2 separate regions of the Homo sapiens genome follow, and region 1 is linked to region 2. Evidence: chromatin loops called from intact Hi-C (ENCODE). Cell type or tissue: Caco-2. All regions are shown on one strand. Links, peaks and the distances in the headings refer to the core of each region. The heading gives the core; the rest is flanking DNA.

Region 1 (2,923 bases), core at 107-2,606, 100 kb before region 2:
AACTTTTTAAGCATTTTGTAGGGTATCATGTTGATAAGCATGTGCTTTTCAGGCTCTGAGATGAACTGTTTTAAAATGTGAGTTCTATTTAAAAATTTGCCATTTAAAGCACGCAGAGGCCTGGGGTGCACAGGGACCCTGGATACAGTGTAGCGACTTGCTCAGAATGAAATGCTGGTATTAGTTTATGTGGTCCCTCAATATGTGGGATTTCACCACTGCTTGGACAGAAGCTGAAGTCAGGTCCAGAAACAGATGCAATTTAGACATGTATAATCAAGTTGGATTGTGCTACTTTTATTTTTCTTTGTAAAATTCAGGCAATAGTTGCTTTTTCTTTTTGTTTTTTAAAATTTTTTTAAATTGAAAACAAAACAAAACAAAACAGATGAGGTCTCACTGTGTTGCCCAGGCTGGTCTTGAACTCCTGGGCTCAAGTGATCCTCCCACCTTGGCTTCCCAAAGTGCTGGGATTACAGGTGTGAACCACTGTACCCAGCCTGATTTTCATATTAATAGGGAAACTGATTTCTCATATATTCTGGATAATGTAACTGAAGGTTCAGGCTTTTATGTTTATTTATTTATTTTTCTCTTTAGTATCAGGGAAGGCTGTTTTAGCACCTGCTGTCTCTTTTGCATTACCCAGATTACCTGCAGTTGTTGCAAGTAGAAAAGTTTTGGTTTTGGCCATGTTTCTTAGTATATATAATACTTCTTTTTACTCGAGAGATTTGAAAATGTACCTGGCCAGAAAAATTAGGTTTTACCTGGGAGTTGTGCTTTGGAAGCTGACTTAAAGCCTGAGCAGCAGCTTTCTCCCCCAACCCCCATCCTTCTCCGTGGCCAACCTTTGGTTTGGGCATGGGCAGTCATTATCACTCTGTGAGGCTGAGACACTGCTCATGGCCCAGAGGAGTGAAGGTGGATCTTCTTGAAGGCCTTTGTCTTTTGTGCTATTCAAGTGGTCCTACTAGTGAGCAAAGTTTACAGTATTTTGTATCTCATTCCTCAGGATCCAGTTAGTTTTGTAGCCCTATCTGGCCCTGCCAAGCACACAAAGAGTCTTGCTTGTCCCTGTTTTCAGAGACTTCCTTATGTCTCTGGATGCTCTGCTAGGTCACGACCTAACTTGGACTGGGTCCTGTGTAGTCTTCCTGCTGTGCATGTGGTAGGTTCGTGAAACACACTTCATTCCTGGCACAGCAGAGGGCAGCAGTGGCAAGTCGTGAGTCTCTTCATCTTACCACCTTTCTTCCACTTGTGTCCTTACTGTCAACATGTAATTTTTAGCTTCCACACCATGCAAGACTCTTAACTTTTTATTTAATTTTATGTTCTGCATTTTGGGCAGTGCTTCTAATTTTTTCTTTTTAAGAACGTAATAATGAAACTGGAGATCTTAATTTAAAAGCCTTACAAAAAGTCATGCATAGGTAAAAATAATTCATCAAGTGAAGTGAATAAGTTTATGTGGCATTTAATTTAGGAAAAATTCTAGAAGTGTGATTATAGAGTAAAACAAACTTTTTCTTTTTTATTACTTTAATTCAAAGCTTTGGGATGCGACATCAGCAAATGAGAGGAAAAGCATTAATGTGAAACAGTTCTTCCTAAATTTGGAGGACCCTCAAGAGGATATGGAAGTGATAGTGAAGTGTTGTTCGTGGTCTGCTGATGGTGCAAGGATAATGGTGGCAGCAAAAAATAAAATCTTTGTAAGTACTTTAAAAAGCCAACTTCAGTCTGATTTAAAGAAAGTTAAAACTTCTGTTCATTTTTGCATTTTACAATGTTTATTCATAAAAATAAAGTCTAGCTGTGTGATTTTGGGCAGTCTTCCTAACCTGTCATGGTTCTTTGGAACTGTGCTCCGTGAGATAAGGATGGCCTTGTAAGGAAAGGTCTCCATGGTTACACCGTTTGGGAAATATGTTTTGTATTGCTTTCCCCTATTAGGCACACTGTATGAACTAACATATTCAGGGCCCCAGGAAGTCCTCTTACACAATTTATGCCATCGAATCCAGTGTTCCTCAAATGTATTTAAAACATAGAATGCTTTCTTCATCACTCCTTTTTTTTCTTCAATTTTGATTACATTGGTTTAGGTGATTTTTCAAAGTGTTTTCTTACACCTACAATTTTATGATTTGATGACTCTGACAGAAATGCTCATCAATGACTGAACAAGATAGTGAAATTTTTATAAAGTAAATGAGGAAAATATGAAAAAAGTAAATAAGAAAATTCTTTGCTTTTCTTCCCCACATCTAATAGTAGCTGGTATTTGTGGTATTCAGAGTGCCCTCACATATAATTTCTTTTGATATAAGTATTCAAGAAGCAGCGGGTTACAGTAGCCCTATGATAATAATGAGGCAACTGAGGTTCAGAGCAGCCAAATGATTTGTCTAAAGTTACATTGTGATTAGGAGAACCAGATCTTCTGATTTATGGCTCACTTACATTCTCATCTAATAGTGATTTCAAAAGACTTGAATGAGGGATATTACTGTTTTAAAGAGCATAATTGAAATATAAAATATGGTTATATAAGAACTCACTGAGGGATCATGTATATGATTGTTATTGATTTAGTGCTACAATCCTTGGATGTTGGTTGCTTATGAGTTTGTACCCCTTTAGCAGGAAACTAAGAGGAAAAATACCTCCCTTTAAGTTTGTTAAAATCTATAAGAACAGAAAAGAAACCACTGCATAAGCAAGACTTGAAGATTAAAACTTTTTTATTGTGATAAAATGCATATAATGTAAAAGTTGCCATTTTAACCATCTAAAAATGTGCATTTCAATGGCATTACATTCACAATGCTGTGTAGCCATTACTACTATATATTTCCAAAACTTTTTCATCACCCTAAACAGAAACTTTGTAACCATGAAGTAATAACTCCTCTTT
Region 2 (2,923 bases), core at 194-2,693:
TCATTCCACTCAAAGTTGAATTTAAAAAAATAAAAAAAAAAAACTGAGTAAGAAATTGCATAAAGAATATTAGCTTTATATAATATGCTCTTAATACTTCTGCTTTTGATAATTTTAGTCAATTGGTGATGTTTTCAGTAAATATTCTCAGACTATTCAGTGCGTGCTTAAAACCTTTTGTTGTAATAAAGATCATTTTTCTAATCTCGAAAATGATACAATTAATTTTAAATCTTTAAAAATAATTAAGAACAAATATAGTACAAATATAGCAAATAGACATTAACTCAAACTATAGTGAGATAAGTTCAAGCATAAACATGCAGAAAGCAAGAGCACCTTTTTATGTAATACCAATGTGATTCAGCAGACCAACAGATGGAGAAAATAGTAATTTGAAAGGTGGCAATTTGTATCCATACCCAGTATTTAGTATTTCAGCTACTAGAAATAAAGTAGTTTGGCAGACTTACCCGCATTTTTGCACAAGCATCTTGGGTTGATTCTGTCCCCCTAAGCTCTTTTATCAGCATAGAACCTAAATACTAAAATACAAAAAAAATTCAATGATTTATGAAATGGAATATACATATGAGTAATGTTTTAAAAACAAATTGTGGAAGTATTACTGGCTAGGTTTCCTGGCTGTAAGTTGTTGCATAACTTTAAAAAACTGACAGTAACTAATCCTAACAAATAAATGCATTCATAGAGAAAATGCAGCAGAATTAACCATAAGTTCTGGGGGCTGTAATTGCTCTTTATAATGAAACTGCAACATCTTCTAAAGATGCCATCTTTCAAATCATATTTAACTGCAAAATGGGGGCATCTAAAAATGTTTTCCCCTTTTTTGAGGCAGCAATGTCTGCAAAAATAAATCACACTACTATCTCTGTAATTACAGGGTTGCATGAGACAGCTGAGAAGCTAAGCAACATGTCCCCCATTTAGGCTTATTCTGCTGCATAGGTAATTAATGTTAGGCTTTTAGGCAGAGATGCAGTTTTGGACCTTTTTCATTCACAGCTGTGTGCCCTATGGTTGATCCACCTGAGAACGGGATGGGAGGGTGGGGGGAGGGAGAGAGGCATTCTCAGTTGTTTCCCAGGGGAAGAGAGCTGGGTTCCTGGTGCGAAGTGCCACCTGGAGGGCTGAATGGAGCTAGAAGGATGACAGTCTCCCAAGAATTGCCAACTACTTTGTTGTTAGAAGACCAGACCCCATACTGTATCATCCTGGTACAAAATGCCCCTCGTGCTCCAGCTTCTGGCTGGGGCCAAATGGTTTTAAACAAAATGTCTGATTTGCCTTTCTATCAATTGACTCCCCTTCAACCTTTTGAAGCTTTAGTAGGGTTTTTGCCTTTTGTCATTCCCCTGCCCCTTGCCCTCCCCCCACCAGCCCCCAAAGAGCTCTATATATGTTTTTTAAAAAAGTGAATTACAATAATTATTTTAGAAGATATCTGATGGACACTTCCTGACAAGACTGGAGACTTGTACTCTGCAGAGACGGGGATGGGAACCACTCTTGTGGACTAGGGAAGTGCCTGACTTGAAGAAGACGTGAGAGGGCACAACAGCAGAAGGCGTGGTCAGGGCCTTGGAGAAAGGCATGTTCAGAAAGGCTTGGGGACTTGGGGTTTGGAGGGAGGAGCCATTTCAATCCTATGGTTTTGGGCAGTACCACTGAAATAAATCCAAAGCTGCAATATAAGTAAGCTTTAGTAAAAGAGGGGCAGAAAGCAGAAAATGAAAAAAAAAAAAAAAAAAAGCTCAACTGGTATGAGATAACCACAATGTCCATCTAAATCAAATGAAGGTGAAATTTATTATCTTTTGGTAAAATCCTTATCTTTTAAGTTATCAGGGAAGTTTGCCTGATTGAAATGTTTCTTTTTAAGAGAGGCAGTTTCAATGCACTGCTGAAGGTTCAGCCACTTTTTCTGCTGTCGTCAAGACAACCACCACCTGACCCAAAACCTACAGTATCTTTTGAACATTTACCAGTTCCTATTACATTTCTCAGCTAATTATAATTAATTCCCCTCTTCTAAAAAACTAAACAACTAACCTAAACTAAACCAAACTAAACTAAACAACTAAAACAGAAAAATAGTATAATCCTATTGATGACAGTGAAAAGAATCTGGTATTTACATAAAGTGGCAGACCCAGTGTTTTGAGACCCAGTGTTTGGTGAGTGAGCAGAGATATATATATATATATGCCATATTTACACTCATTTCCATTTTAAGATTGTACGTTATAACATTTATTTAAAAATATACAACTATATAAGAGGTCACAACAGACCTTAAACTTACAAGATTAAAACGGTTTTAAAGCTCTAGTTATTTGGACTTTCTCTTTGGATAGAAGGCTACTTTAAGAAAAAGTGAAGAGAAAAACATTTTAAAAATTTCAGTGATGGATATGGATATTTTGGTATATTTTCAATGTAAATGCAAACAAGCTGAAAACATACCCCCTATCTCCACTTAGGCCCAAATACTGAATTGAGGGTAACTTACAAAAGCTTTGTAATCACACGACTGGAAGATAAGCTTTTCTGGGTGATGCTGCCAGTACTGTACCGGGGTAGAGGCTGTGGCTTCATTCGGAGGTCGCAAGGTAATGGAAGGTTCTCCCCAGTCTCCTGTCTGAAAATGACATTTATTCTAGAGGCAATATGAGCAGTCAGCAAAGTTCATTCCCTGTAGCTACCCTGAGCTCACCTTACACACAGGTGCTGTGAATGTACCAAAATGCATTTGGGTGTCTTATGTGAATATAAATACTTGGTTATTACATTTTTATATGTATTAGCATATCTCTCAAGGCTGAGTTAATTTTTGAGGTGTGGAGTTGAATTATTCTATTTTTAGAATGACATCCTAAGCTAAGTCACTTTAAAATAA

Evidence for each region. Peaks named below come from ENCODE experiments on the same cell type or tissue, not always from the same donor. Only the 100,000 strongest peaks of a DNase experiment are listed, where the experiment ranks them.
Region 1: it touches region 2 in a loop (10-fold over the local background); 3 of 110 quality-filtered maps call a loop at or near these places.

What each region holds. Positions count from the first base shown.
Region 1 is chr12:98,697,852-98,700,774 of GRCh38, forward strand. It overlaps APAF1 (apoptotic peptidase activating factor 1), which reads left to right. Exons shown (of 27, transcript NM_181861.2): 17 at 1,557-1,718. Among named protein-coding and RNA genes, the nearest start is that of APAF1, 54 kb to the left of the region's middle. RefSeq lists an enhancer at 1,123-1,292, a silencer at 1,205-1,274 and a cis regulatory region at 1,208. In Caco-2, for the core only: CTCF peaks have their summits at 1,251 (motif pointing right) and 1,454; a DNase peak (open chromatin) is centred at 1,190.
Region 2 is chr12:98,798,461-98,801,383 of GRCh38, forward strand. ANKS1B (ankyrin repeat and sterile alpha motif domain containing 1B) reads right to left here. Exons shown (of 27, transcript NM_001352186.2): 21 at 2,537-2,665; 22 at 474-545. Among named protein-coding and RNA genes, the nearest start is that of APAF1, 150 kb to the left of the region's middle. In Caco-2, for the core only: no CTCF peak of the experiment used is centred there; a DNase peak (open chromatin) is centred at 1,151.